3 separate regions of the Mus musculus genome follow, and regions 1 and 2 are each linked to region 3. Evidence: chromatin loops called from intact Hi-C (ENCODE). Cell type or tissue: heart. All regions are shown on one strand.

Region 1 (8,000 bases), 290 kb after region 3:
TCTCTCTCTCCCTCCTCCTCTCTTCCCCTTCCCTCCCCCTCCCCTCCTCTCCCCCCTTCCCCTCTTTATCCCCATCTCTTTTCTTTCTCTCCCTCCCTCCCTCTCCCCCTTCTTCCTGGCTTTATGAACAATATATTTTTTTCCTTCTTTGGAAAGTTGCTAAAGCATTTTTTGTCAAGGAACACTGCCAATATTTATTTAGGGAGCTTCGGAGTTAGCTTTAAAAAGGACATTGAAGGAGTCTCGAAAGAGAAACTGAAATAAAGTTCCATTAAAACTCTAGTGCCTGCAGCTCTGAGTGCCTGTATGATTTCTAGCTAGTCCATGTGGCCTTGGGGTTGGTGGGGTAGGGTATTGCCAATTGATAGATTCTGGAGTAAGGAGAGCTGGTTGTTTTAAAAGATGTGGCCCCTAGTTGGGTGTGGTGGCGCACGCCTTTAATCCCAGCACTTGGGAAGCAGAGGCAGGCAGATTTCTGAGTTCAAGGCCAGCCTGGTCTACAGAGTGAGTTCCAGGACAGCCAGGGCTATACAGAGAAACCCTGTCTCGAAACCAAAAAAAAAAAAAAAAAAAAAAAAAAAAGATGTGGCCCCTAGTAAACTGAGCAAGCCCTAGGGACTGGTCCCACCACATGAGTACATAAGTGGTACCCATAGGAATCAGTGGGTTATAAAAACAAGAGATGAAGTTGGGAGAGGGGATAGGAAGTGGAGAGGTAGATCCAGGAGGGGTTATGGCGAAGTGTGTGTGTTTGTGTGTGTGTGTTGGGGTGAATATGATCAAACTCTCCATGTGTTTGAAATGCTCCAGAAATTAGTAACAATATTATATATTTTAAAACCTACTGTCTTTATAGATTAACTTGGCAATACCCAAGTCACTAGACAAATCAGCATCATTAAACGTCCTATTTTAAAGCATTAGACGGATTTCCATTTGCTTAGGTTTGTGCAGTGAGTCTGAAGACCAGTGAAATATATCAGGATAAAAATAAATGACTATGAGAAAAGATAAAACAATGTTCAAAATAATACTTATATCTAATCAGTATACCTTTGACCATTTTTGTGGTTTTCATTTGATAGAGGAGACCAAACCCAGAGACTTACTGGACTGTGCCTTCAGCCCTGATTTTGAGCACTTTTGAAAAGTCAAAAAGTTTAGTTTATTATTTCGTTCCCAGTGAGATCACCTCCTGAGGTTTCTGGTTTCACTAGTTGCTTCACACACACCACTAAAGAAAATATTTTGCCTGGTTATCAGGTCTGTAAAAATAAAGTTTGTTAATGGCAAACTCTAACATAATTTGTATATTCAAATATTATCACAAAGTCCTGCTGCTTGTATTTGGGCTCCAGGAGGAAATTATTATTCTAGTAACTCAAGAAGTAAGTTTAAGATGCAGACTTGGTACGTAGTGAAGAACAGTTGTTTTCTGTCCTTCCATAAATAACTAATGCCAAGAGCAGGCTGGCTATCTGTTTCAGCTTCTTATTACACGAGAGCAAAGCTACCAGGCACTAAATATCCATTTAAAAATCTGCTAACAGAGCGGCCTTGTTCAATTCCATTTAGCTTCTAGAAGCTTTATTTTTCTATACTTTTTTGAAAAAGGGCTTTGAAATGAATTTTTAACATTAGCATACTTAGAAGTAGGTTTCATTAGGACATTTTATACATATTTGTATATGTATAAAATAGTGTATGCACTTATTTGTCTCTCTGTCCTACTGTCCTCAGTCCTTCTTCTCAGTACCTCTTCTGTTTTTTTTTCTTTTTTTTTTGTCATGCCTATGCCTTTTTTTTGTGTTGTATTTTGTATCTTGAGAGTTGCAGCTTGTATTTTCCTTCCTTTTCCTTTGTCTCTAACTTGATTTTGGTGGGATGTTATTGAGTCTACTTTCCAGCAAGCCTCTGGGAGTGGTAGGAATTCCAAGCTCTATTACTAGTTAGGTTTGTGACTGGACACATTGTTTCATTTGCATCTGTCTCCTCATCTTTCAAAGACAGTAATCTTCCATCCTCAAAAGGCATAAAAAAGTTGTAACTGCTCTCAAACCTCAGACAGCTGCCCCGGGAGGGAGGAATGTTTGCTCTGGGGTCATAAGTCTTTCGCTCTGGGGTCATAAGTCTTAGATGGCTTCTCTTGCTTCCCTTTTGTCCCTCCCTCCCTCCCTCCAGTCTTTCCTTTCATTGTCAATATATATAGTGTGATCTTGAGATAGGCTTTCCTTTTGTAGCTCAGGCTGGCCTCAAACTTAGATCTGTCTTAGTGTACAGAGCTGGGATCACAGACCTGTGCCACTTCTCCCTGCTCTTAGTTTTGTTCTTCTTTGACACAGTGTCTCCCCTCCCCCCTCCTCTCTTTGATTTTTCAAGACAGGGTTTCTCTGTGTAGCCTTGGCTGTCCTGGAACTCACTCTGTAGAGCAGGCTGGCCTTGAACTCATGGATCTACACCTGCTTCTGCCCCCCAAGTACCAGGATTACAGAAGTGTGCCACCATGCCTGGCTATTTTACCTCTTGTTGGAGTAATGTTTTTTCTTTATCCTGGGTGTGGTTAAATATGAAGGAAAAGATCTGGTAGGTGATAAAGCTGACCAGGACATTGTGGGCACTAATTAATAGTTTAAGTGATAAAGATTTTGAAAATACAAGTAACTTCTTGGTCCGATATATATGTGTGCGATACACACACACACACACACACACACACACACACACACACATACACACACACACACTCACACTCAAAACCTGATAGCTTTTCTCCTCTATTTAGTCCTTGTAAATTTTGAGGGACTTCTGTAAGCTGAGGACTACTGAGTTCAGAAGAGTTAATTAAAAATGTCTGGGCTACGTGACTGATGATGAAGGAAACTAGAAAAGGTATTTATATTACAAGTTCTTTTTCTGCTTGGGCTAACAGGTTGATTTATATCGAACACTGGGTCTGTGTGGTACTTTTGTTTTAATTCCATTACGAAACTCTAGGTTTGTTGGAGGAATAGATGGTTTGTTCCTTCAATTTTTTTTTTTTTTGGTATTAACTCTGGGATAAATGACAGGTTTCTGTACACTGTAGGTACCTAGTGGACTATATAGCCAACTAATAATTATCTGTTTCTGGCATTACAACAAGGTCTCATAAAAATAAAGATGACAATTAAGTTTGTTGTTTGAAGTCCTGAACTTTCTAGGTCAATCTTGTGAAAGGAAAAGCACATGAGTGCCTTATACCCAAGTTGGTGGCTCTATTGGAAATGAAATGAGTGCTACAGCTGTAGAACAACATTCAAACAAGCTGGACATTTCTGCTCTCAGCCAGGCACACTAATACTGTCATTCGGGGTGCTTCTTCTTCTTCTTCTTCTTCTTTTTTTTTTTTTTTTTTTTTTTGGCTTTTCGAGACAGGGTTTCTCTGTGTAGCCCTGGCTGTCCTGGACCTCACTTTTGTAGACCAGGCTGGCCTCGAACTCAGAAATCCGCCTGCCTCTGCCTCCGGAGTGCTGGGATTAAAGGCGTGCGCTACCACGCCCGGCAGGGGTGCTTCTTAAAAATCCAAAATTAAAAAATTTCACCAAATCAAAACCCACATCAAAACATCTGAGGATTATTTCTCCAGGTATTCCCATTGGAACAAACATCCCAGATGATTATGACACACAAAGCCTAAAGCACTACTGAAGCCAGCAATGTGAGGCAAGCTATTGTACGTGTGTGTAGCAGACACAGTCATTCTGTAAGAGAAATGAAAAGTAGCTAGTAAAACAGCCGTAACAGGAAGCAAAAAAGCAGCCGGTCATGGAACTGGAAGAATAGAATTTCTTCTGGCAACTTATTCTTGGTAGTTTGTTGTGGCTTATTATTCGCAATTACAGTTTTGTCTTGAAGTCCTGAGATACCTTTTGGAATTTATTACGAACAATAATTTCTCAATTCTTGGGGGGATTAAAATGGCCTTTATCAAGAAGTCTCAGAAGCAATAGAATCTCACGGTACTGCACTGACTTTTTATCAGTTGTGGGCTCTTTTGCTGAGTGACGCGCAAAACCCTGCCTTCAGGAAATATTTCATAAGCCCGAGTGAGCAGGGAATCTTAATACAGCTCAAGGCAACAGATAAAAGGATAGAAGGCTTTGGCTTTCAGGAGCTAGGTTAAGATCTCTCTCCCATAGGAAGCACGAGGCAGTCCAAAGATAGGTATCTAACTAAGGGCAGCTGGAAGATGACCCCGGGGGAACTTTCATCCTGGGTGGAGTCCCGGGTAGCCCGCTAGGGCGTGGGCCAGTTCTGCGGCTCTAGACTACTGGGCGCTAAGCCCTCGTGGGCTATTTTGCCCAGCACTGCGGGAGCGGCATGGTGGCTGCGGGCTCAAGGGAGGCTTTAGGCGACCTGCGACCCTTCGGAAGCAGCCCTCCTCCTTTGCAGCAGCTGCAAGCCCGATCGGGCTCCGCCTTTTTGGCGGTGACGTCCTTAGTGAGCGGAGGCGGGCGTGTGGGTGGGCCGAGCCAGAGGCCGCCTGCGATTCGGCGGGCTCAGCCACACCACCGAGCTCCCCCGCTCCGCCCGCCCCTCCGGGCTCGTCTTTTCCGGGCTCGCGCCGGACCCCGCCTCCGCTGGCTGTCCGGGTTGCGCGCGCGCCGCTGCGGCTCTCTCCCTCTCTCTCTCTTTTTTTTTCCACTGGTCTCCGCGGCTCGCCCCTCCTTGCCAGGCAGCTCCAGAGCTAGCGGGCACGCGAGCTCCTCTCCAGGAGCTTCCTTCCTCTTAAGGCCGGGACCCAGTGGCAGACTCGTAGCGAGCGAGGCAGCACCTTCGGTGAGTGATCCTAGGCTGGGGAGGATGCGGCTGCTGCGCCCTTGCCCCGGAGAGTCCCCTATTCCTGACGTGCTCCCGGATCCTCACCTGAGCCGGCTGGAGGTCGGGGTTTGGGGGGTGGGGGTGGGCGCTCGGCTTTCCGGCTGCGGCCGCTGGCTCATGGAGAGAACCACCGTCACTATCTCCTCTGATGCTTTCTGGGATCCTCCAGAACCCCACCTGGCTCTTCCCTGTACCCCCGCTGTACCCTGAGAGCCTGAGAGAACTCTTCCTCCTGGGGGTACCGGGCTTTGCCAAGACTCAGTTGACTTGAGCACACCAAGTGCCTGCTAGACCTCCAAACGACCTTTAGGTCGCCCCTAGACCTCAGCTCCATTTTGTCCCCTCCCTTGACACTCTGTAACAGGGTCCGGGCGCTCGCGGGTGGTGGTGGCGGCGGCGGCGGTGGTGTCTTTGGTTCTAGAAACAGCTGCTTTCTTGAATTTGGGGAGGGTGCCTTCGCTTTCGATAGATACTCTCTCAGCATCCATACCTTTACGTATGTTAGCAAACAGCTGGATCATAGCTGCAGCTTGTACCCTGTGTTCTTCCCGTCTTTATCTCCACGATCAGTAGGTGCTGTATAGTTAATATTAGGTTTATTCACTTCCTCTTCCTCTCATTCGAGTACCGAAAAGATCTGTGGCTGGCTGATGTCTATAGACAGAAAAACCTAGGAGAATGTGATTCATTGCCTAACTGGTTACATATTTGAAATCAGACGTCATTTCTCCTTTTACTCTAGCATCTCCTTCGAAGACATTTTTCCATCCTTTTGAAATTAATTTGCTCATTCGTACTTTTCCTCTTAAAAAAATCGTCAATTCTCACTCAGTAGAAACGACGGTAGGGATGGGAATAAGGGGAAATGAACCTTGTTGAAGAAGTAAGCAGTTTGCTTTACTGGTTCATGGTTTTAATCAACCACTAAGTTTCCTCTTCTGTGGAAATATGCTCAGCTGTCATGCAGTTGGATTCAAGCATAACCGAGGTTCCTTCTCATATTTTGTCTCTTGAACCTGTAAATTCATGCTTAGTGACATGTTTTTACAGATAGTTAACCCAAGAAAGCCATTTCCTGCACTTGTAACTTTAGTTTTTTGTTTTTTTTTCTTTTTGTACTTGCAGTAAGCAAGGCTTCCAAATATTCTTAATGTATAAACCACCAAGTGGAGATCAATTACAGTGCTGCTACTGAGCAGGTCAAGCAAAATTTGAAATGTGAGGCCTCTTTCCTTAAATTGCAAACATAGCTCATCTTTTCAGCGGAGTGTGCAAAAGTGTGAAACATGGTAGACTCCTGTTCAAATTTATGATCTCTGCCATTTCCATGGAGCAACCAGTATTATATTGTCAATATATGTGCAAATTGGGATAAAGGGCCTTGGCATCAATCAGATATAAAGAGTTTTACTGTGTTGGGTAGAGATGTGATGGGTGGAGGAAGAACAAAATCTTGTTCTGAATCCAGACTTCTGGAGATGCTCCAACTCCAGCCTCTCAGCTATACTAGCTATATACACCTTGAACAGGGCACTTTTCTTAGTTTTCACATATATAAATTAAGTGACTGTATGGTTGGCAGGATGATCCATAAATCCCCTCCTTTTGGCTTCCGTTTTTTAAAAAACTAAGATTTTTTTTATGAAGACATATGTATTTTAGTGCACTTCACATTAAGGCTGGGGCTGAATCTTGTTATATCATATATAGAATATCATCTCAAAGATGATAGAATATCATCTCAAAGTTTTCATAGACTAGCTTTAATCAATAGAGTATTAATTAGTTCTTAGCTCGGGTAGTGGTCCAGGACTTTAATCCCAGCACTGGGGAGGCTTAGGTATAGGTGTAGGTCAAGGTGGTGTGAGGCAGAGGCTAAGGCCAAGGCCAAGGCCAAGGCCAAGGCGGCGGGGGACTGAGGCGGAGGCGGGGCCCAGGCAGAGGAGGTGGAGGCTAAGGCAGAGATGGGGAGCAGAGGCTGGCAAATCTGAGTTTGAGTCAGATATCTAAATTAAAGGCTAGCCTGCTTTACACAGTGAGTTCCAGGAGAGCCAAAGCCAACACGGAGAACCATTGTCTCAAAAACAAAACAAAACAAAGGCCAAAACAAGATGATTAATTCTTAAATTCATTCCGACTGTTCAAGTGCATAAATTCAGAGGGAGTGAGTTTTACAAATATTAGGTTAATTTCTACTCGCAGATGAAAGGTATGGATGGGTACCACACTGGGTTGAAGATACTCATGACCTTTAGAATCTTGTAAGGGTGTGAACATACTGCCTTAAAATTGTAATTAGCTAGTAACTTTAAAAGTGTAAACAGAGGGCCTGGAGCGATGGTTTAGAGGTTAAGAGCAGTGGTTGCTCTTCAGAGGAACAAGGTTCAATTCTCAGCACACACATAGTGGCTCTCTTCCCTCTGTAGCTCCCAGTCTCAAGGGATTCAGCACCCTCTTCTGGCCTCTGTGAGCACTAGACATGCCTGTGAGCCACAGACAAACATGTAACTAAAACACCAATGTCCATAAAATAAAAATATTTAGCTGGTTATGGTGGTACATGCTTTTAAGCCCAGCACTTTTTGGGAGGCAGAAGCAGGCAGATTTGTGCTGCAAAGCCAGCCCAGTCTATGTAGAAAGTTCCAGAATAGCCAGGACAACATAGACCCTGTCTTAAACAATAATAATTAAAAATATATTTTAAAAACATATGCAGAGCTGAGCGGTGGTGGCACACACCTTTAATCCCAACACTTGGGAGGCAGAGGCAGGTGGATTTCTGAGTACGAGGCCAGCCTGGTCTACAGAGTGAGTTCCAGGACAGCCAGGGCTACACAGAGAAACCCTGCCTCAAAAAAAAAAAAAAAAAAAAAAAAAAAAAAAAAAAAAAAACAAACCAAACCAAACCCAAAACCCAAAACCCAAACAACAACAAAAACCAACCAATCAACCAAAAAACATATGCAGAAATCTCACTCATTCTATTTATAATTCATTCCACTCTCCTGTTCTTCAGGATGTGATGGTTAAGAGGACATCACTTATTCTATGAAATTGTAGACTAAGAGGATGGGTGGCGTGGTTTTAGTGAGACACATGGACATATAGTTTATTAAACTAGTAAGATTTAAGTTGGGATG
Region 2 (8,000 bases), 57 kb before region 3:
TGGACCACCTTACTCAAAGTCAAAGCAGCTGTGAGAGCCAAAGTTTTGAAGCGTGTGAAAAACAGGAATGTGTCAATGCCTTGGATTTGACATCTCTATGATATGATATATGATATGATATGATATGATATGATATGATATGATATGATATGACATCAAAACACAATCATCAGGGAAAAGGTTCTCTGAACCCTCGTGCTAAGGCACTATTAGCAACTTTTCTACAGATATAGGCACTAGGTTGTCCATGTTCTATTGGATAGCCCCACACCCAAGTACATATGGACAGCTCTAGCGGGTCTAAGTGGGTCATTTTTAAAGCCAGGCTTGGTGGTGCTTACCTTTAGTTCCAGCCCTCAGAAGACAGAGGCAAGGGGATATCTCTGAATTTGAGGCTAGCCTGGTCTACACAGTGAGTTCTACATCAGTCAGAGAAAACAATAGTGATATCTTGTCTCGGAAAAAAAAAAAGACATTAAATGGGGAAAGAGACTTGCAGGGATCTGGAAGAAGTTGCAGGGTGAATGGGAACGTGAGTATGACCAACTACACAGAATACACATATATAATTTTTCTCTTTGAAGATTTTATTTTAAATTATGTGGTGGGGAGGGGTATATGCATGTAAATACAGGTACCCGAAATGGCCAAAGCCATCAGGTCCTCTAGAGGTGGAGTTGTACCCCACCTATGACCATAGACACCAGAAGATAACATTTGATTTCCTGGAACTAGAGTCACAGATGGTGGTGAGTGGCTACATGGATGTTAGGAACTGTACCCAGGTCTTCTAGAAGAGTAGCCAGTATTCTGCTGAGCCATCTACCCAGCCCAACATATATGAAAATTTTCGAAGAATAAATTTAAATTATACTAAAAACTTGGGAAACAATAGAAAATGTAAAATGGACTTTTCAAAAATTAAAATATTTTCAATTTCAAAGGATATTGAGAAACAAATAGATGGTTGTGATGCTGTAGGTCATGGATATGACAATGATGGAGTATCCAGGTCTATAAAGATTGCTGACAAAACTAAAAACTGAGTCCAATCCCTGGGACACAAATGCTTGAAGCAGAGAACTGACTCCAGCAAGTTGCCTTCTGACCTCCACACATGTATGTACACATATGCACATTCAAACACACATAAATCAGTAGAATAATTTTTAAAGACAAGCCAATTTGAAAAGTAAGCTAAAGGCTCAGCATAGTGGTATAGTGTCTATAGTTTTAACACCACAGAAATGCAAGTTTGAGGTCAACAGGAGATAATAGTACAACTATGTATTGTAAAATAAAATGCAGAAAGAAGAAAAATCCAAAGAGGAGATATGCTAAATGTTTAAATAGACACTGCTCCAAGGAAAATATCTAAATGGTCCATATGTACACAAAAAAAAGATGTTCAGTGCCACTAAACATCAGGGAAATGCAAATTAAACCCACAATGAAATAGCTCTCGAAAGAACAGCATAGGTACAGTAAAGGAAACTATCAGAACCAAGAAGATGACCCAGTATCAGGTCCCTTGAAAGGGTGAGGAGCTGTGTTCAGATCCCGGAGGCCTACATTAACTTGGATGCAGGGGTATGCATAGGTAATCCCGCACACTTACACCAAGAGAGGGGGAGAGTCAGGAGAATCCATAAAAGCTGGTAGGCCAGCTAGCCCAGCGTACAAGGTACAAGAAGTTCTGTCTCAAACTGAGTGGAAGGCAAGGAATGACACTTATGGTTGTCCACTGACCTCCAAATAGTAACAGTGGCACCTGCACACACCTGCACTCACATGCACATACATTCATTCACATAAATAAGCAGACATACATGCACACTACACACCTGCCCACAGACACACACACACATCATATCAGTTTTTAAAATAACAATTATTAGTATTCAACAGAAGATGGAGAAATTGAGGCCCTCCAATACTATTAGTAGGGATGTAGTACTGTGTGGCCATTTTAGAAAATAGCTTGATAATTCCTCCAAGAGGTTAAACATGGTTATCATATACATGACCCAACAACTCTACTTCTTTCTTAATTTTGCTCTATTATTTTATGTGCCTGGGAGTTTGGTCTACATGTATGTCTGTGCACTACATGCATGTGTGGTTACCAGGAAGGCCAGAAGACAGCAGCAGATCCTCTGGAACTGTAGTTACAGATGATGGTGAGCCTCCAAATGGCTGCTGGGAATTGAACCTGGGTCCCCTGCAAGAGTAGCCAGTGCTCTTAATCTCTGAACTACTGTGCCAGCCCCTAATCCTACTTCTATAGCCAAGAAAAACGAGAACATATGCCCACCCAAAATCTAATAGAGGTTAAAATATCATTATTCTTAATAGCCAAAAGAGAGTATTAATTACAATGCTCATCACTGAATAAAAAGGTACACAGAATATACCTATCCAAACCAGACAATATTACATTGGATTAAAACAAATGAAGTACCAACATATATGCTACAGCATTAATTAACCTTAACAATATCATACCAAGGTCTAGGGGTGAGGCACAGTAAAAGGGCCCTTTGCCTAGCATGAATGAGACGAAGTTTGATCCTCAGCACTGCAAGAAGAAAGACCATGTAATTACAGACACACACACAATGAAAAAAAAAACCACAAAAAGATATGGTATAACTTTATTTATATGAAATGTCAAAAACAGGCAAATCTATAGTTAAAAACACTCTGGGGGCATTGCAGATGTATAGGAAGAACATAGGAAGTTGAGAGTTAATGGCATGGAATTTCATTGGCGAGTCCTTGAAAATGTACTAAACTGTATTACAGTGACAGTTACATATCCATATGAATGTACTGAAAAGCATTCAACTGTGTACTTTATTTATTCACTCACTTATTTCTATTTGGGACAGGGTCCCATTCTTGTACCCCAGGCAGGTAGTGAGCTCTCAATTCTCCTGCCTTGGTCTTTCTTCCAAGTGTTGAGATTACAGGAATACACCACCACCACCACAATGAGCTCAAAGGTATGCTTCAAGTGAGTGCTTTATAGAGTGTGTGAATAGATCTCAATAAAGCTGCTTTTAAAGGCCACACACTTGGAAGAGCTGCTCTGTATGTAGTTGGTGAATAGAGGCAAAGCTTTCCATTTAACAACCAAGTTACTGCCTTCATCACTTGATCCTCCAAAACACTGATTGCTCCCCATCCCCTTCACATGCATTCCCATATAGCCAAGCTACACCATTTACCGTTGCTCATTCACCCACAACCTCCATATTTCCTTCCACTACCCCCGCCCAGGGCAAGTCTCTTACCTATCCTGATAGGTTTCCACCCAGCTTCCTTCACAAGGCCCAGGGCCAATGCTCTCTTATGCCAGCCCTTCTCCACACCTCAGCACTTACATAGGAAACCCTCAAAACGTTATTTGCTGCACAAAGACAGGTAAATGTACTTTAAATATACTTCCCATTTGATTGACTGTCTCTGCCAGAGAATAATAACCCCACCACAACAACAACTATTCTCTCTCTCTCTCTCTCTCTCTCCCTCCCTCTCTCCCCCTCTCCCTCTCCCTCCCCTCTCCCTCTCCCTCTCCCTCTCCCCCCTGCTCTCTCTCTCTTTTCCTGGTTACAGCAGCAGCTTCTGTTTCAGACCCCTTGGGAACACTTCTGAATCATACCACCCTATATTTGTTCCCCAGACCACACCGTCGACGAAGACAGCGCTAATACATTATTAATTCGTTCTGCCAGGATCGCCGCGTAGAGTTGTGTAGGCTGTACACTGCACAACCCTAGTGGCGCCATTCAATTATACTCTATGTGAATGGCACCCCCTCCTAGGGTTGTGCAGTACATAGCTGTTCCTGGAGGCCCTTCATGGAAACACACCTAGAATTTGGGAATAAAGCCTAAAAAAGAATGAGCATTTAAGGAGAAAAATTTTACAATATTACTTCCAAATTCTATCATGAAGATAAGCTGGGCATTGTGGTACAAACCTGTGATCCCAGCACTCGGGAGGCTGAGCCAAGAGGTTCAGGAGCACCTGACCAGCCTGGGCTATACATGGAGATCCACCGGCTTGGATAACACAGTAAAACCCTGTTCAAAAAAGAAAAAAAGACATGGCAACGAAAGTCTTGAAGAAAGGATGGATGGTAAGTAAGTTTTGTACTTGGACTCAGAAAACAGGAACTCCCCCAAAATTGTACTGTTCACAAAAGCAGTTGCCAGCTCATTCTAAGATCCCTCCCGAGGGAAGACCTGCAACTGCCAAGGAATGCCAAATCCTAGAGATGGTGCTTTTCTCCTGTTATGATAGGTTTTAGTTCAATAGTGAGACACAGTAGCAAACCAAACCACAGTGAAACACGATAATTAAAATACAATAAGCATAGACAAATGAGACACTGGACAAATGGATTGGTGTCCTGAGAAGTACAAAGCAGAAAGCATCTCACACCTTGGCATGATACACAATTTAAAAACATATCAAGTCTTCATTTCTGGAGTTTCCATTTAATACTTTTGGATCACAATTGACGGGAGGTGATTAAAACTGCAAAAGGAGAAAACGCACGCAAAGAAAAACTTATGTTTGTTACTGTAAGGTTGTTAGTAACAAAAACAGCAGCAACTATTCATTACCAAGCACTTTCCATGTGCCTGATATGAAAGCTAAAATGTTACCGGTACTATTTTGAGTATTCCTCAAAGCAACCCTGTTGCTGTAAGTGATATTTAACCCCTCCCCCAACCCTGCCCCAGTAGGCATATGGGAAAAATTGAGCCACACAGCCGAAACTTCCCTAAGACCATACCACTAGATTCAAAAAGCCAGAAGCAGCTTGAGGACTGTTTCTGGTTACAAGGAAAGAAACAAGCAAGCAGATACTACCAGGGGCGGGGCTTAGGGGAAAAGCTTAGTCAGCTAGGGCCTCTGTTTTAGCTCTTGCACAAGTCCGGCTGGCTCAAGCTTTGTCTTCTCCGTCCTAGCCCACTGCAGTTGTCGATGACTGATGATGCAAGCCAGATGTGAGCAGAAGGTTCCACCACCTTTACAGCATCACTTCAGTTTCTCTGCACGAGCTCTTTCTTGCCCTGATTTTTTTCCCTTGAATGATGGCCTTAACTTAGCATGCTCAGACGTATGTACATAAGTCGGAATGCACCCACCCAAGGTGCCTCCCCAATATCAATCCCTCACCCTTCCTTTGATGCAGAAGAGCACGGCATCTTTGGAAGCTGTGAAATACAAGTTAGCAAGATATTAAAATGCTTCTTTCCTCTGAGATGTGCAGGCTATGATTTTTTTTTTACTTGTGAAGCTACTGTGTTCACTTATGAGTAGAGTATGACTTATGACTATGAGTAGAGTATCAGTTATGGCTATGAGTAGAAGTTCAAGGTCATCCTGAACTTGGCTTCTTGGGAGGTTTGCAGTCTGCCCTGGCTACATGACACCCTGTCTCAAAAGAGCCAGACTTCAGTCTCCAAAGCTACCTAATTGCAAAGGTCACGTTTATAGTTATCACCACTTCCTGTCTCCACCACAAAGTAATTTGTTCCATTCTCCATAGTGCCGACAACAGTGGCAGGCAAGAAGAGTACACCACTGCCAGAGCACAGCCAGGGAAGGAGAACTGCATCTTCCAGGGAGTGTACAGAGTCCTCCTCCATCTGACCCACTTGAGAAATATCCCGCTGACACCTGGACCTCAATCCCAGAAAAATATTTACAACGAAATGACCTGGATGCCTTGGAACTTTAAGAGAGTTCTGAAGTAACCAAGGCTATGCCAACCTGTAGGAGAGATGGATGGTGTCCAGTCCCCCTGCAGGAAGGTGACCAACTGGGTCAGGGTCACAGGCACATAGAACATTTTCAGAGTTCTGACAACAAGGATCTAGCTGATTATGTGAAACACTAGTGAAGGGTCTGTTTTTGCTTTGTTTTGTTCTGTTTTGAGTGTGTGTGTGTGTGTGTGTGTGTTTTGTTTTGTTTTGTTTTGTTTTGTTTTGTTTTGTTTTGTTTTGTTTTGTTTTTAGCCTGAGGTGTGCGGTGGGAAATGTATAGACAAAGGAAAGAGGTTTTTCCAACATCTTCAGGCTTCTTTCTCTTCTTTTTCCATTATTTAAGGGTTTTTTCTCTTTATTTTCTTTTTGAGACAAGATTTTATGTTTTCCAGATTAGCTTTAAACTCCATATATAGCCAAGGATGATCTGAATCTTTACATTTTTAATCCTTCTAGCCCCACCCCTCATCTGCAGGAGTTATAGTTGTGTGCCACCCGGGAGGTGCTGGAGTTAGGAACCAAGTTTTGTGTGTTCTAGGCAAGCAGTCTACCACCTAGGCTCCATTCCCAAACATGAGGCCAAGTTGATTCTACCTTTGAAAATAGAAATAGGGGTTTTAGGATTTTAATCAGTGGTAGATCTCTTGCCTGGGCTTGGTCCCCAGCAGTGGAGAAAAAAAGCATTAAAATAAGAATAAAACCACCCACCATGGGGCTGGAAAGATGGCTCAATAGTTATTTAAAAGCACTTTACTGCTTTTACAGAGGACCCAGGTTCACCTGCGAAAGGTGCTTCACAATTGCCTGTAATGGCAGCCTCAGGGAATCTAACATCTCTCTTCTGGACTCTACAAACACCTACACTCATGTGCACACAATACACACACATACACACACACTCACACACATGCACACACACAATTTTAAAATAAGACAAAATCTTTTTTTTACGAGAATTTCTATCACTTGTGGTACTCCTAGGAACAAAGCAAGAGACGATAAGATAACCCATTACCTGTAGCAGTTTGTGTTCTAGGTACACAAGCGATCCAGAGCATAGCTCCTGTCTACAGAAAGCCTAGAATGCCCAGCAAAGGACTTTCCACTCTGGAGTAAGTAACACAACCAACAATGACAAATCAACAATGACAACTCATTCTGATAGGTATCTGTTAGAAAAGAAGGTGGAAATTTCTAACCAAAATGAGTTAGCTGTGGTGGGAAATTCCCTTTGCTTCAGTGGCTTTGGTGCTAACCTCCTATCCAGACCTCTGATTCAAAGAACTAGGGAAAGAACTCAGGAAAGAACTCAGTAGGTAAAAAACTTGTCAGAAAAATCGGAATAAGAGGTGGTGGATTTAGATCAGTTAGTAGAGGCCTTGCCTACCAACTACAAGGCCGAGTTGGACCCAAGCACCAAAATACAACCAACCAAACATATTATGACCACTACCCAATATTGAGGGAGGCAGTTTGTGTGATGGACACATAGAGAGATGCAGGACACAGCTCCTATGGGCAAGAAACTCACTACAGATAGCTTCCATGCACAGCTGCCAAGCAGCGCTCACCTACAACTTACCTAAATCCCGAGGAGCACGGAACAGTGGGTATATTCCTGGAGCTTGCTGGACAGTCAGTCTACCAATCAATGGGCTTGAGGTTTAGTGAGGTCTTGTCTCCATACAAATGCACGCACATAGCTGCATGCACACAAACATGTATACACACACATGTGCTTGCATATACACAGAGAGGAGGGTGGTAAGGGGGAGGGACACAAGCCAGGGATGAAAAAGAATTCCGTCAATTACTACTGCAGAAATGACGTGTGGAAATTATTCTTTCACAACATCCACTAGCATTTCTAACTTCTAGGCAGCTGCCTTTTTGTTAAACACCCCTCATCTCTTGGAGGGTAGGTTGTGTATGATTCTCACATCATATGTCCAAAGCATATGTATCAGACAAAATGCTCATCAGATACTTGCTAAATGACCAATGTGTCTGCAGACTATATTTTATATATATACTAAATGGATAGACTTGAACACCTAGTCAGAAAGTATTTTTAAATATTTGTGACATTTTGTTTTTCCAATATATCTGGTATTTGTCAAGATTTCCAAGACAGCAATAAAGGGGATTTCTGTGGAAATGAACTAGCAAGTTGAGGCATAACAGGCCACTGTGCATTCTAGCCTCTTTCCTTTTAAC
Region 3 (8,000 bases):
GGGATTGAGTGGTCATGCTTGAAGAAACCTTATTGGTGTAGTTGGCAGGCAGAGCAGATATTTAGCACAGAGTTTAATAATGCTGAGCTAACCTGGGCACTTGTATCTCCAGCCAGAGCAGAGCTGTGAGCTGGTACCACTACAAATCCTATAAGCCACTAACAGTCTCCCATCCTCAGACCTCGAAGAAATCACATGAGACCAAAAAGAAACGCAACAGCAGGAATGTTAATCAAGAAGAGAATCCAGACACAAGTTATGGCCTTCCTTATGTTACTACAGTTGGCAGCCGCCCAATGTAGCATGGCTGTGACGAGGGTCGGTGTAACAAGGCGTTGCAAATGAATATTTTGCAGACTGAAAAATGAGAGCTGGAGAAAGGAATCAATTTCCCTCCAACTCCCCTACTTCCTGGCCTAAAGTAACATAGCCCTTGTTACATACTTAAAGAGACTCTCCTAGAAAAGATCTTTCTACAAAACCAAACTGGAGGCCACAGATAGTATCAAACATCGAGCATGATCACGGTGAAACTTCTTTTCACTTCAACTCACATCTCTACAATCTGTTACTATGTTATAGCCTAATTTCAGCTAATTCATTTGCAAAAAGCATTTCCTGATTCAGAATATCTCCCCTTTGCAATAGAGGCACTCACAGGAAACATTTTAACATCTCATTCTCCAGGCCTTAGCTGATCTATCACAACCTTGAATACGATCATGCATAGGAAAGTGCTTTTCGAGCAGTAAAATGGTAGACATTAGTAGTATGGTAAGGTGTTAGTAGTCTTCCAAACTATCATTAGTCATTTTTGCATCTAAGGCAGAACACTGGCTGCAAACAGCTGCTGTTAATGTTTCTTTTTTTAACTGACTTTCATCAACTTGAAAAAAAAATCCATAGTCCTGCTTCTAAGGAAGAGCCACATAGAACGCATTGAAAGTTGGGTGCATCAAAGCCTAGGACCTGAGTGGGTTACAAAGCAGTGGTTGGGGATAGAGGACAAAGGAATACAATCCCCAGGACACTGCAAGAATGTATCAGCATGACTCCAGTCTCTGCCTTCACTCTGTAGCTTTAGGGTATAAGCTAAGAGGAGGGAAAAACCCTGGGGGTGGGGGGTGGCAAAAATTCAGCTGCTAGTCGTTCCCCCCAACATGTGCCACCAAGGGTCACCTGGAGAATTTTACTTTACTGAGAGCCATATGGGGCAAAAGCTAAGAGTGAACTGGGTAGCTACCTGAGTTCCTCGGGGACCAGTTTCCTTTTTTTTTTTTTTTTTTTTTTTTTGGCATAAGGAGGTCAAAAGCCTTTCAAAGTGTCTCTGTTATTATACCCAACGGTTCTGAAGCAAAGAATCACAGAACAGACTGTCAAGGGCTAGGTGTCCAACTCTTGTCTCATCTTACGGGTAGAGAAACTGAGGCTCAGAAAGGGTACTTTCCCCCAAGCCATACAACTAATTAACTCCAGGCCTCCTGAGTCTTTTAAGAGCCTCTAAAATCTTCCTGTAAAAGACATGGCGCATCCAGGTTTGAGGTCATCACCCCAGCAGCAGCCCCACTGAGGCTGAATTTAACCCTTTGTTGACCTTCTAGATCTGTGGTTGCCAGAGGCCTCCAGACCTCTTTGTAGAGGTACCCTCTGACCCACCACCTGCACTCCTGCCTGAAGAGGCACACACAACAGAAGCTCAGATGTTTTGTCGCCCCTCATTAACAAAAAGGCCATTCATTTAAAAGAAAGAAAGAGGACGGGTCAAATTTGCGCAAGACAGCCCTGGCCTTTGCTGTGAATGGCACCCCCTTCCCAAGAAGCTCTCGCTCTCTCAAAAAAAATTTTTTTTTCAAAAAAATGCTGCCCACCCCATCTCTTTTCCATGCTTTTAGTGACCCAATCAATACCATCCCTTTTATTCCAGAGTTATCTACACCTCTACAAGATGCCAAAGGACCAAGGTCATTCTCCACTGAGGCCAAGAATGGGTAAACAAATGGATATTTAGGAAGGGGGAACTAGCAGATATCTGAGCTACAAATACACAGCCAAATCTTACAGGAAGGCCTCATCACCCTCAGCCACTCCTGGTTTAGGACTGGAGATTTGCAACTCCAAAGGAGAGTGGGTTTGAGGTCAGTCAGTCCCTGATGCTAAACCTTTTTTTTTTCCCTTGAGGCAAGTGACTTCTATCCTAGAACCTGTAACGTGAGGATAATAATCTCAACCTCTCTGGCCCTATGCAAGGTTGTCACAATTCACCTGAGCATAACCTTCAACAAATATAAAAGCAATAAAGATGCTAATGACAGGCTTCAAAACTACTCCGAGTCAGAGTCAAACAAGCAAAGTTTTCCACAGCCTGGAATCTAAAAGTCCTGATTGCCTTCCCTTTCTTCCTTTTCTCCTCAAGCTGCAGGAAGTTAGAGCCTCAGAACTTCCCTGAGCAGGCCTAGGAAAGAACAGATTACTGGTACCCAGCTGGCAACTTCCCCTATCAATCCCATTTGCTTGTCTTAGCATAGCTTAATGGGTAAGAGGTCAGGGAAGCAAAAGAAGTCAGCTTTCTTGAACACCCTTGGAGCATAGGACGGAGACTTCAAGTGGTAAGATGGAGAAGTTTGAAAAAAGGAAAACCCCTCTCACACGGGATCGCGATCTCCAGCCTGTGAGGAAATTAGGTTGCTCAAGTATCTTACAACCTAAAAGCTGACCTCACCCCGAGAGCAGACACCCTGAAATGAAAGAGTCATTAAGAGAAACCCCTAAAACTATTCCCCCCAATGTACCACAGTGGAGACAAAGAAGCTTGTGTGACCACCACCTCCAGGAAAGCCTGTCACCAGGCCCCTTGGGAAACTACTACAAAAGGCAGGAGTGCTGGCCATGCGCCACAGATGTGATCCTGAATGGTCACCTAGCTGGGGCTGGACTTCCTGCTGGTGAAAAGGCCAGGCCCCAGCAGAGCTGAGATGGGAGGGGCATGGGGCTCCAAGTGCAAGTCATTTCTAGGGTTCACCTCCACTGTGGGGCTGACCTGTTGTGCAATGCTGAAGTTTACTAGCACAAAAGCGGATGCTGGTTGGAAAAGCATTTGTAAGGGTCCCACTTCCCACGGGAACGAAGTGCTCTACACACCAGTGTCCTGAGCACGCTAATGACTCTTATCACTTAGGCTGCCCAGGAAAAAGTCAACAGACTCACATGCATCATGGTGACCAGGTGACAAGGGTTGAGCAGGTAGATGACGGTCTTGGTGGCGAACTTAAAGCCCACCTCCACCCCGAAGATCAGGCACAGGGCTACTAAGAGCAGATTCTTGCTCAGGCTCTCCTTGCCTTCCTCTGGCCGCTGGGTCACCTGCTGTGGCTGGCTGCTACGGCCACCCCTACCGTCCTCCTTCTGCCTCAGGATGTGCCGCAGGGCCACCAGGATCTCCAACAGGGCCAGGGTCAGGACCACCACACTTTCCAGCAGCCGCTGCTGCCAAGACAGGAAGGCAGCACAGTCGGGGCCCCCATTGCCTGCAAAACTGGGGTCGACGCCCCCATAGAGCCAGTCCAGGAGACTTTGGTAGCTATACCGGGACATGATGCAAAGTGGCTCCACTTGACTACGGTACAGGAAGCAAGAGCGAGATGGAACACGAGACCGAAGGGTTGCCCGGGCGGTGGAACATGTAAGGAGGGCACACCCGCACCCCCCTCTGGACACTGGGGCACCTAGAACAGGGGAGGGAAAGCTACACGCGAGGCCCGGGATAAAGTGCTGGCTCTAACTTGTCCCCACGGCTGTCTGGGGAGCCCCCCGCGCTTCTCCAGTGGCCACCAACGAGGCAGGGTTGAAAGGAGCCGTTGGCCAATCTAAAAGGAAGGAGAGGAAAAAAAGGTCTCAAAGAGGCAATTGCACGGGAATTAACGAAGCGGGGAGGGGTAACTAGTGAGGGAAGAAAAGGGGAACGGGAGTGGTGGCCAAGCAAGCACGGGTGAAGGCAAGTTGGAGGCCAAGAGGGTCAGGACTGGGACCTAGGGGGCCCGGCACTAGGCACTGCCGAGGGAGCCAAGCGGGAGGCAGAAGGGGGTGAGAGAGAGAGGGGACACGCGGAGGCTAGGAGAGAAGCTAGCAGGGCTGGGCAGGCGGGGAGGGCGACGGGGAGGGCAGGGACGCCGGACTCCTCGTCTCAGCCACTCCACGAGAGGGGGGGGGGGTCTTACTCCTGCAACCGCGTGGCCGTCTCTGCCCCCAGCTAGCAACTTCGCCGCCGACGGGGCCCCCTCTCCAGCCAATTTAGAGCAGTCCCGGTCCAGCCTCCCGCCCCTGGGTACACCCCCGAACCCCCAGCTCCACCCCCCCTGGCCCCTCACGCCCGCCCTCCGGGCCAGCGCCACCCTCAGCCCTCCGCCTGCTCCGGACCAGCCCCCCAGGCGCAGGCGGGCGGCGGGAGGAAGCCGAGAGGGAGGGCGGGGACGCGGGGCCAGCCAGGGGCCGGGCCATGGGGCCGCCACCCTCCGCCCCGCCGCCACCGCTCCATCTTCCCGCTCCTCCTCGTCCGGCCCCCCGAGGACTGGCCGCCGAGTCCCCCTGGGGCTCCACTCACCCGCTGCTCGGCTCCGCTGCCCGGGCTCCACCGAACTCTCCGTCTCCCCTCACTCCCCGCAGCCCCAGGCGGCACTCGGCTGGGCTCCCCAGGCGGCCGCAGCAGCAGCAGCAGCCGCCACCGCCGCCGCTCCGGCTCCTCCTCCTTGCCTTCCTCCCCCGGCAGCCGCCGCTCGCTTCCTCCGGTTTCCCCTCCCTCTCTCCACCCCCTCGTCGCCAACTCCCTCCACCTTCGGCCCTCCTCCCGTCCACTTCACCCCCTCCCTACACACACACACACACACACACACTCCTCCGATCCACTTCACTCCCTCCCTACACACACACATACACACACACACACACACACATACACACGTCTTCAAGCCACCACTGCCCCGCCTCGCAGCCTTCCCTCCACAGCCTACCCACTTCGTCCTCGCTTCCCACCTCCTGCCCTGCTTCCTCTCTGCTCCCCACCCCACCCCACCCCACCCCCGCCCCCACCCTGCTACCCTCGGAGGCCCCATCCCCGCCTCTTTCCTCCTCCTTCTCCAGCCTGGTCTTCTGCACTCCAAGCGTGCACTCGCGCACAGTTTTGCTCTTTCGCCACTGTGACTGAATTCACCTCCCCACCTAAGCCTGGCGGACTAACTCCTCCGTTGACCTGGTTCTCGGGCCACTACTTTGCATACCTGACCACATACTGGGCACTCAGCCGGTCCTCGCTAACTTCTAGGAGTAAGGCTGTGAAACTGATGGACAGGCTTTAGCTTGGGGAGTGTGCTGAGTATGGACTTCCTGCTTCCTCCCTTCGGCCTTGAAATGGGAGATTCAAAAAAAAAAAAAAAAAAAGACCATAAAAGTATTGCTCACCTTCTTGTCACAGCCTCACTTTCTTCTTGAGTGCCTAAATTTGAGGATTTCTCCTCGGACTCCTTCTAACCCAGCTCTGATGCTTTTCTCTCTCTCCCCCCTCCCCCCACCCTACACAAACCTTGCTGGCTCTCTCCCTCCTTCCCTCCTGCCGTCCTTCTTCCTCTCCGCCCCCTTCCGACCACAGCGAACCTTCAGTGATAGACTTGGTGGAGGAAAAGAAGATTCTCCTGACCTCTTTCCCTCCCCACCCCCGTCCCCCACCCGCAGAGAGAGACAGAGACAGAGACAGAGAGACACAGAGAGCGAGAGACAGAGAGAGCGCAGCTGCTTCCTAACCCCACCTTGGAAAGAACAGCCAGGAAAAGTGAGCGCTAGCTGGGTCCAGGGGGCCCCCTCTTCTCTGACGCTCTCTACCTCGTGGCTGGGCTGGCTCCTCTAAGGGCCGGTAATTAAGGAAAGAACTACTCAGAATGTACCTCATATTGGTTTAATATTTATTGCAGACTCGCATACGTTAGAAGAATATCCAGAAAAACCACAGTTAGGTACCTTGCTTAGGAAACACTTTCTGATGTCGACTGTAAGCCAGTCTTAAGATGTAAACTACAGTCTCCTGGATTATCAGGCCGATACCTTCCCATCCTTTGCAACCTAACAAATACAGCCAGGCAAGCTTGTCTGACTTTAAGCTTTTTGAAGCATCCACCAAAGGCAGGATGTTTTTCAAGAGGCTAACTAATAAAGAATGGCCAGGAACAAGATCAGTTCAGAGGCACTCACTTGGCCCTCCTTAGGCGGTTTTGTTGTTGTTGTTGTTGTTGGTTTTTTGGGGTTTTGTTTTGTTTTGTTTTTTCTGAATCTCGGCTGTATGACCAAAGAACAAAGTGAGGGGGCTCCGAGCACAGGAATGTAGCATCTGGAGGCCTCAAGTTCCTTATCTTTGAAGAAGGATGACAATATAGCTCATAGGGTTTTGCTCGTTCAAATGAGTTGACTTCTGTAAAACATTATTTCCTGTCTGTCACGTGGAGCGTATCCACTAAATACTACCTGTTGTTAAGAATCCAAGCAAGTGCCTTTAATTGGTGGTGGCCCACGCCTTTAATCCCAGCACTTGGGAGGCAGAGGCAGGCAGATTTCTGAGTTTGAGGCCAGCCTGGTCTATAGAGTGAGTTCCAGGACAGCCAGGGCTACACAGAGAAACCCTGTCTCAAAAAAACCAACCAAACAAACAAACAAAAAAAGAATCCAAGCAAGCATTTGCATGTGCCTTTAAGTGATACACTCCAATTCGGTGCCCTCCCCCACATCTACAGAAACAAGCCACCTTCCAAAACCCACGGAAAAATCACTCTTCTCAATCCCCCACCCAGCCTCCAGCGGGCTCTCCCTCCTCCAAACTTGTATAGCATTTGTTGCGTGCACTTCTCATTTTCTTCTGAATCACATACTGCCTTCCATTGTTCTCTCTGTGAGTCCTGCCTCCCACACCCAGCTCTTCCACCGACCGCATGGGAGGGTCTTAATGTTTTCTACACAAACATACCCCTCGGTGCCTAACAGAGTGACACATAGTAAACACCAAAGAAACACAAAGAAAGTGTTGCCCCTATAGGTAAAGAGGCAAGGAAGAAATTAAACAAATGATGGGTCGAATTTTAAGAACAACAACAAAAATGCTTTTTAAGTGCAGCATTTTTAAATTATTTTATTTATTTATTCATTCATTCATTCATTCATTCATTATGTGAGAGCACGGGACACTCAAGTACCATGTCATGTGTTTGGAAGTCCGAGGACAAGAGTCAGTTCTCTCCTCTCACCGTGTAGGTCCCGGGAGTCCAAGTCAAATCTTCAGGCTTGGCAGCAAAGTGCCTTTACCTGATTATCCATCTCACTGGCTCTTAGGGAAGTCCTAGTGCCCCATAGTGAAAAGGGAACCTGGTGTGGACTAGCAGTTTGAGCAGTTCAGAGCAGTTGCAAGAGAGGCTGCTCTGGGGCCCCTGGGGGGGGGGGGCATGGGTGCAGCAGGGTAGAGGGTGAGATAAAAGGAAGCCGGCAGGAGGTGGGAGGCAGGAGTAGGCTGTGAAGGGAAGACTGTGATATGGGGCATTGGTGGTTTAGGGACCACCTCCTTAAGGGTGATAAAGTGAGTAAGAGGAGAGCAAGGATGGAAGGAGCTGGTATTGGGGGAAGGGTTTTCCTGTGTCTTGTTTTGTTGTTGGTGGTGGTTTTTTGTTTGTTTGTTTGTTTTTGTGAGACAGGATCTACTTATGTAGCCCAGGCTGTCCTGGAACTTGGGTTCATAGATCAAGTTGGCCTGGAATGCACAGATCTACCTGATTTTGCCTCCCGAATGCTGGCCTTAAAGACATGCAAGTCTGTCTACCTGGCTTCTTGGGGAGGTTTTTGCTGGGGTGGGCTTTTCACTGATGCAGCTGCTTTTGAGTCATTCATGGGCCTGTAAGTAGGCCCAGATAAACTCCCTAGTTCACTAAACTAGACTTTGGGGGAATGATTTTTTTTTTTAGTCTATCATTAATGCC

What was found. Hi-C counts contacts between places; a loop is a spot of excess contacts. Peaks named below come from ENCODE experiments on the same cell type or tissue, not always from the same donor. Only the 100,000 strongest peaks of a DNase experiment are listed, where the experiment ranks them.
Region 1: a loop joins it to region 3, with 4 times the contacts of the local background. A loop is called at or near these places in 7 of 42 quality-filtered maps.
Region 2: a loop joins it to region 3, with 4 times the contacts of the local background. A loop is called at or near these places in 3 of 42 quality-filtered maps.

The regions. Positions count from the first base shown.
Region 1 is chrX:142,387,123-142,395,122 of GRCm38, reverse strand. Acsl4 (acyl-CoA synthetase long-chain family member 4) reads left to right here and starts at 4,588. Exons shown (of 16, transcript NM_207625.2): 1 at 4,588-4,818. In heart, CTCF peaks have their summits at 4,276 and 7,318 (motif pointing left); a DNase peak (open chromatin) is centred at 4,572; H3K4me3 peaks cover 2,030 bases; H3K27ac peaks cover 1,918 bases; H3K27me3 peaks cover 738 bases.
Region 2 is chrX:142,734,852-142,742,851 of GRCm38, reverse strand. All of the region lies in intron 2 of Tmem164 (transmembrane protein 164), which reads right to left. Mir652 (microRNA 652) reads right to left here and starts at 3,852; the gene lies at 3,755-3,852. In heart, no CTCF peak of the experiment used is centred here; a DNase peak (open chromatin) is centred at 4,921.
Region 3 is chrX:142,678,154-142,686,153 of GRCm38, reverse strand. It overlaps Tmem164 (transmembrane protein 164), which reads right to left and starts at 4,428. Exons shown (of 7, transcript NM_001199360.1): 1 at 4,215-4,428; 2 at 3,205-3,863. The coding sequence starts at 3,591. In heart, a CTCF peak has its summit at 4,671; DNase peaks (open chromatin) are centred at 2,913, 3,533, 4,433, 4,953 and 1 weaker place; H3K4me3 peaks cover 5,959 bases; H3K27ac peaks cover 4,560 bases; H3K27me3 peaks cover 441 bases.